3 separate regions of the Mus musculus genome follow, and regions 2 and 3 are each linked to region 1. The links are chromatin loops, found by intact Hi-C in ENCODE. Cell type or tissue: left cerebral cortex. All regions are shown on one strand.

Region 1 (2,500 bases):
GCGGAGCTGCGGCCGGGAGGAGGACGCGGCCATGGGGCTGCTGTCCCAAGGCTCGCCACTGAGCTGGGAAGAGACCCAGCGCCACGCCGACCACGTGCGGAGGCACGGCATCCTCCAGTTCCTGCACATCTACCACGCAGTCAAGGACCGGCACAAGGACGTGCTCAAGTGGGGTGACGAGGTGAGCCCGCGCGCCTTTGTTCGGCCAGGCCGCCCGCGGCCCCGCCACCGGCCCGGGCTCGGCGCTGGCCACTCGGGCTCATTCATTCCTGTCGGGAGGCAAGCCGCTCGGACACAGGGAGGGCCTGAGCGGGAGGAGTGTGAATATCTGCCTCCCGGCGTCCGGTCGCACTGTTCGCCTTGGAGATGAGTGTGTACAGGACCGACTTGCCCGGCTGGCTTGCTATCACGTTTCAAATCTCCAGGGTGTTTGCTTCGGCCCTCGGTTTTCTCTAGCTCTTTTTCTTAAACGCCTGACACATCTCACATCTGTCCGCAAACTTTAGAGTTATACATTGCAACAAATACATTGCTAGACCTAAGGACTTGGGGTTGTCTTCCTAAAAGACGGGAGACTTCATTATCCGGTTTAACTGTAAATGCTTACAACTTAGAGGTTAGGTAAGACTGGTTAGAGCCAGCAGCTAAGCGTTACCAGTCAATGCTAAAACTTGTGCATGATCTCTGGGACCCATTTGTTCGAACCATCTGAAAGCGGCAACGCTAAAAACATTTTTTTGTGTGTGCATCCCCTATTTTTAAATAAGCACATTGATAAAAAGATACATAAAGTTAAATAACCTCTTGAGTCTGACCTTTATTGTGTGGGGTTGGCATTTACGGCAGATAGCGTGCCACTCCTGTATGTATTTATCGTTTAGTATTATCCTTGGGCTAAGTTTCAAAGTGTTGCTGTACCGGCATAGACTAGCTTGCGAAAAGTTAGTTTTTCTGTATCTAATGTTGGTAGATGATTCTGCCATCTGCAGCTGAAAGAATTATGCTTGGCCTAAGGAAGTATTAGGACTAATATATATTCCTACAAAAAAAATTGTCTATCACCACATTTTCTTTCAGGAAAGGGACACACTCGTTTGGCAGTTCTCCAGTTTTAGTCCAAAGTTTGTTGTGTATTTACATTTGACAGTTCTTCATTTGTGTTCCGTGTATCATATACAGGGCAGGGATATTATGGGTTTTATCCACTTGTTTTTCCTAGGGCCTAACTAGGAAATATATATAGTTGGCAGCAGCAAATTGTGGCGTCCTTTAAGGTTCTCATGGAACCAGCCACTGTTGAGCAATCAAAAATTTACTTTTCGCTGTCTTGCTAGGACTCCATAAAGACAAAAATAAAAACAAATGAATGTCTTTATAACCATTTGGAGTTGAACTTCATCCGCAGATGTTCAGTGCAGTCGAAGCACAGTGGTTCACCATGCCCCTTGCCTTTTCTCTACTAACCAGGAACCTCCCGGATCCAGATCCTTCTTTCTGTTTTAGAAAAAAAAAAAAAAAACGCTCCCCCTGTTGGCAGGAAGAGCATGTACAACTAACTGCCTGTTTGGAGAGACTTCCCATGGCAGACGAGTAAAGTGAGTGGTGTGAGAGGAACAGCAGAGCAGGACCTCAGGTGTACCACACATTTCCATCGTGACGGGATCTGGTGAATAGAGTCGGTACCAAGTTTACCTTCCTCCCCACAATCCTTATCAAGGAGACTGAAGAAGCCAGGCAATCTTGTGCACTTGTATTCTGTCTGTATAGGGGGAGAATGTTGGGCCCAGCATTTCAACCAATTAACACTGTTTTTAAAGACAGGGTTTCTCTGTGTAGTCCTGACTGTTCTGAAACTCACTGTGTAGACCAGGCTGGCCACAGACTCACGCAGAGATCCGCCTGCTTCTGCCTCCTGAGTGCTGGGCTTAAAGGTGTACACCATCATTGCCTGACAGTTAAGACTTCCTGAACAGAGCATGCTAGGCAGGTCTGTAGAGAAGTTGGACTCCACAGGTAATCCTCCGACAGTAAGTTGCCTGGCTAGCACTGTTCCTACATTAGATGACATCAGCAATATCCCTTGAAAACTTAGCGCCTGCTGATATTGCATTTCCAAATTTCTTTTTGCAAATATTCTTGTCATAAGTTACATAGAAATCTATGAACTGTCGGCCATCACTGGAAAGAGAGGCCCATTGGACTTGCAAACTTTATATGCCCCAGTACAGGGGAAAGCCAGGGCCAAAAAGGGGGAGTGGGTGGGTAGGGGAGTGGGGGTGGGTGGGTATGGGGGACCTTTGGTATAGCATTGGAAATGTAAATGAGCTAAATACCTAATAAAAAATGGAAAAAAATGTAAACATATGAGAAGAAAAAAAAAAATCTATGAACTGATTCCCCCCCCCCCCCAACCTTCCAGTGTTGGACGTTTCCTTTGAAATAGCCTGACACTGGAAGGATTAGAACTGTGAGAAGTTCCTAGATGGTAAGGAGAAGCCCC
Region 2 (2,500 bases), 160 kb before region 1:
AGTAAACAGGCATACATTTTATCAGGCCAGCTTGGGAATATAGACTGTCATGATCACTTTCCCAAGCTACAGAAACAACAGTGAATCAACTGCTGGGTTAATTAGAACCCAGACTCGCAGCCCATCCTCAGCTCGGAGAATGAGCACTATTTTCCTTTGCCCTAATTGCGTGATAATCTTAAATATCATCATTTTGTAAAAGACCCTGTAACTACAAATTACGCTGCCAACCATATTATTGGGTCTCAAAATGTGACTGCAGTTTGAAGACAGTTGCAACTTGCAAAACAAACACAAAGAAAAATGTCGTCACCAAAGAACAGCACTGTTACCAGGCAATAGGACCACTCTACCTCTCTGTGGATGCGGTGCTCTTTGCTTTCCAGTCCCCTGCCCCCCCCCCATATATTTAAAAAGACATCAGTCGGAGGGTGGGTGGGTGGGTGGATGGGGGCCGGGGAATGGAATATGGAGTGTAAAAAATAAATTTAAAATAAAACTAAAATTAAAAAAAAAAAAAGACATCAGAATGTCTCTTTGTCTTATCAGCAGATTACAGGTGACAGGAGGTAAATTCCAAAAAGCTGCCGGGATGGGTAATCTTTGAGTTTGACAGTCTTTCCTGGCAACAGCATTCCAGTGTGTCGGCAGTATGGAGGAGCCAATCACGAAATAATTGTATAAGATGCAAATGTCACCACCATTCCAATCAGTATCAGTGAAACGCAGACGCTAAAAGAACTTTCTATAAGTAAGCCTGATTAAACTCGGGGACCATAGCAGGCTACTTTGCTGTTAGATCATTACTATAGAATTTTATTTGAGCATTTGCTCCGAGAGACTACAGTGTTGGAAACTACAGAGCCCCATTTTGCCCAGGTGTGCTAGCACCAGGGGTGGGAAATCTAGGACAGGAAAAGAACTCATGTCAAGTAGAATGTGGAACATTATTAGAAAATTTAACCCCATTAGAATGGCAACAAGCCTTTTCTCAAACACACAGCTTCTCATGTGTGTGTGCGTGTGTGAATATATATACCAAACTAAAGGTAAAATGACAGGGTAGGTTGAGAAACTCGCGATAATTCCCAGCTAGTCTTTACAGATGTTCTTCTAGGCTATCGCCACTAGGGGGCAGGGCAGGCTGCTTCAATTTCCTAGGACATTTTCCCCACTAGGGGCGCTGTAAGTTATGGCGAGAAGAAGCAGGTTAAGTCTGAACTGACCATGGGATTACAGGGGTTAGGATTCCCCCTCGGGAATCTTAGTCTTATTAGTAAAAGAACTCAAGCATGGATTTCAATGTAAGCTGGCATGGAAATCAGACACATGATGAAAAAGCAGCTACAAGGTAGGATGTGAGAGGTAGGTAGCATTAGAGAAAGAGAATGGACGCCCAACGTATCAGGAAATGCATAGGATAGGTGGGGGGGGGGGGAAGAGGAGGAGGAAGAGGAGGAGGAGGGAGGGAGGGAAGGAGGGAGGAAGAAATTGTCTAAGTTGTACCTCTCCCTCCAAAGCTCATGGTGGCTCCTAGGGACTGTACTGGGGGGTGGGGATCATAGAAAAGAAAATTACAGTATCCTGTTAAAGGAACAATAGCAAGCCTATCTCTTTAACGTGGCTTAAGGTGAGCTTACTTCCCTGGGGGTGGTCTCTTGTCCCAGGGTAACTGCCTGGCCCAACTAGAATGTTAGGTCTCCACCAGGCCAAAGATTCTGTTCTCTTGACCAGAAGGAGTTTTTCCGTAGTGGGCATTTGTACAGCTGCTCTAACATTTTGAACATAACAAAGCTCTTACCCTCTGGGAGTCACTCACTGCTGTTGGGAGCCCAGGGCTGGGTGAACAGCATAAAGAGTATGCAAACGTGTGTGCCTTTGACACTTTGTTTCTTAAGGCATTTCTTTCTACCCCTCACTTTCCAACGACTGCACAGAGCTAGTTCTGCACGTCCCTGGACATCCACATGGTCCCCAGCAGCTGCCTCGACCAGGGACGTCCTCATGTTCACTAGTGGTCACATGGGACATCAACATGGACTTGTTGGTATTGAACCCCAGACTCAGACACGGCCCTCAGTGGCAGCTTGAGGTGGGACCTCACTGTTGCCCCGGGTGCCAGGGCTGGCCACTTTCAACAGGCTACCCTGGAGTCTCGATGTCTATCTCTCTTTATAACGTTCAAGCTGCTCCACTTCTCTTTCTCTCCCATCTGACCACTACATTCCCATTCACTGTGGAGACTCCCACTGCAGGCTGGCCACGTAGCTGGCAGAGCCCGGGGCCTGGGGTGACATCTTCCATCCGTGCTACATGGTGTAGCAGTACCCAGCAATACCCAGTTAATGCTACTCAAATCTATCCTACCAGCAACTTCGGCTGAGTTCCTGCCCCAGTGTTCTGGGTTTCTGCATGAAAGACACATTTACACAGCCTTTATATTTGTATATGCCTTAAATAGCTCAATGGCTGGGCTACTTCCTAACCTCCACGTGGCTAA
Region 3 (2,500 bases), 290 kb before region 1:
AAAATACTACATGTATGTGCATATGTGTATAAAGACATTGTGTGTGTGTGTGCATCTTTTAAGATCCACATGTTCAACAAAAGTTTTCCTTCCACATTTATTCCCTTCTAAAGCACCCTTACAATTACTTTCCAGAAGACTTTTTAGCTAGAATTTTCCTTTATTCAAAGATAAGCAGGTATGACTCCACAGTGTTTTTTAAAGGGTTCAAAAAAAAAAAAAAACTCTGTGTGTGCGTGTGTATGTGTGTGTGTGTGTGTGTGTGTGTGTGTGTGTGTGTGTGTGTGTGTGAGACTGGCCTGTGTGTAGGTCATGTAGGTCATATCCGCATGGTTGATGCCCATGGAGACTAGACGAGGGCACCAGATGCCCTGGAACTGGAGTTACAGATGCTTGTGGACCATCATGTGGATACTGAGAATTGAACCTGAATCCTCTGCAAGAGAAAAAGGTGCTCTCAGGCGATGAGCCCTCCCCACCCTGCCACAGTGAACTGGAGACTGACACCTCCCGGACATCTGCCACGTGCTCCTCCTCCTCAGCATGTCTGTTTTACTTTTTTTTTTTTTACCTTGTACATACTGTATTTTTAAAACTGCCTCATTACCCACACAAATCTTATTTTTAAAAATCATCCCCTACTGATAAGCATCTCATCTTTCAACTTTGATTCCTGGCAAGTTAGATGTCTGTGAAGGCCTGCTGGAATGGCCTCACTGCCCTGTAGGACTGAGAATTACCTCTTGCCACTAGCGCTAGCCCTGCCTTCAGGCAGCGGCAGGGTACAAACGCTGGGGAGCTGGCCGGAAGTACAGGAAGCAGGCCCCTGGTCTCACACACTTCACAACAGCAGCACACAAGTCACATCCTCTCTGAGTTAGAATGGAGGCTGCCTGTATTTTTAGGATTCTATTTCAAGGGACTGAATGAATGGTTATTTTGAGACATTTACATTTTTTTTTAAAAACTGTTTTAAGTACTTTTTAATCCAATTTGATTCCACCTATTTTCATTATCTAGAAAATAGAATGAAAGATACTTAAACCAACTAAACAAATACAAAATCATTTAATATATATATGTGCATGTGTGTGTATGTGTGTGTATACACGCATATATATATATATATACATACACGCACACACATACACATATATGTATATAGTAGCAATTTGAGTGAAAAAAAAAGCAGAAAACAATTTTGCTGGTGAAAGTTATTAATTCTGCTTTTAAAACAGCATTTTATAGCAATCCCCAGACTTCAAAACGGACGTATTTAATAAGGCAGTTTTCTCCAAGGTTTTTGTCTCCTACCACACAGAGCTGAGCAGCCCAGCGCCAGCTCAGTCAACCACTGCCCTGGGGCTTCACTTAGTTCAAGTCCACTGGAATCAAGGTCACTGGCTCCAAGGGCAGCATATACAAAATCCTACCCACATGTTCTAGCTCAGCCTGCCAGGGAACCTAAGGGCTGCCTACTCAGTCTATTTCTACCACCAAATTATCATAATTACATGTTTACTGATAAGAACTCTTCAGTGACCAATGGCTGTGCCGGGACTACACTGGCGAGGCATAGACATTTCTGCTATTCTAAGCAGGCTACGCCGGGAGGAGAAAAATTTAATCAAAGAAGAACACTTAGGCCACCTTTCCTTTTTAGAGCATTAACTTAACAGCAAGTAGTAGGGACGTTTCACGGCAACCTTACACAGGTCCAAGACAAGGCAGCAGCAGCACACTGCCCGACTGGGCCTCAGCCTTCCCAGGCCCTCAGCATTGCCTGCTAGTTCCCACTGGGGTCTTGTGCCCCCCCCAAGCCTTCACCCCCCACACCACCTCCGCCCCCACCCTTCATCACTTGAGCTCCACAGAGGTGGGCTGGCGTGTGTCTGCTTGCTCGCTGGGAGCAAGCCATTTGGGCTGGTGACCTCAGGGCGATTCATCAATTAAATTCTTTCTGGAGTGTACCAGTCTGTGTTTTAGCACATTTCTGCACACGCTATGCAAACATTACTAATTCCTGAAAATGTTTACTCGCTTCAAAAGAATCAAAGTCATTCTTGCATGGACATGTTTTTAATTCTTTCCAGTACATATAACTAGGAGAATTCATTAAAATTCAGTCCTCAGTCTTCAAACCTGTTCTGCCCTTCAGCCTCTTACAGCTGCCGCTTCTTTCCTTTATAGACCTGGGCACACTCGCCACTCTGCATAAACAGGGTTAGATGGATGTGTCCTTTAGGGCCTGACTTTTCTAAGTGTCATTTCAAGGCTCATCCGTGTGGTAGCATGTAGCAGTTCTAAAGTTCGCTTGCGGTAGTTTACCGATGAAAGCACATTCCTCACGGATCCAGGCTTGAGTGGTTTCTACCGTGAGGATTTTATGAAGAACACTGCTGTGAACTCACCAGGAAATTTGTGCTTGGCCATGTCTTTAATGCTCTGGAGCACACATGGCTAGGAGAACAGCTGTGTTACATGGGAACTCAGCTCAGCC

Evidence for each region. Hi-C counts contacts between places; a loop is a spot of excess contacts. Peaks named below come from ENCODE experiments on the same cell type or tissue, not always from the same donor. Only the 100,000 strongest peaks of a DNase experiment are listed, where the experiment ranks them.
Region 2: it touches region 1 in a loop (2.0-fold over the local background); 5 of 42 quality-filtered maps call a loop at or near these places.
Region 3: a loop joins it to region 1, with 2.1 times the contacts of the local background. A loop is called at or near these places in 2 of 42 quality-filtered maps.

The regions. Positions count from the first base shown.
Region 1 is chr9:77,754,779-77,757,278 of GRCm38, forward strand. It overlaps Gclc (glutamate-cysteine ligase, catalytic subunit), which reads left to right. Exons shown (of 16, transcript NM_010295.2): 1 at 1-181. The coding sequence starts at 32. Among named protein-coding and RNA genes, the nearest start is that of Gclc, 1.5 kb to the left of the region's middle. In left cerebral cortex, CTCF peaks have their summits at 62 and 1,548; DNase peaks (open chromatin) are centred at 40, 316, 1,333 and 1,485; H3K4me3 peaks cover 1,497 bases; H3K27ac peaks cover 472 bases.
Region 2 is chr9:77,595,404-77,597,903 of GRCm38, forward strand. No RefSeq gene overlaps it. Among named protein-coding and RNA genes, the nearest start is that of Klhl31, 40 kb to the right of the region's middle. In left cerebral cortex, a CTCF peak has its summit at 1,157 (motif pointing right); a DNase peak (open chromatin) is centred at 1,152.
Region 3 is chr9:77,462,599-77,465,098 of GRCm38, forward strand. The region is part of intron 4 of Lrrc1 (leucine rich repeat containing 1); the gene reads right to left. Among named protein-coding and RNA genes, the nearest start is that of 5730403I07Rik, 64 kb to the left of the region's middle. In left cerebral cortex, no CTCF peak of the experiment used is centred here; DNase peaks (open chromatin) are centred at 1,486 and 2,467.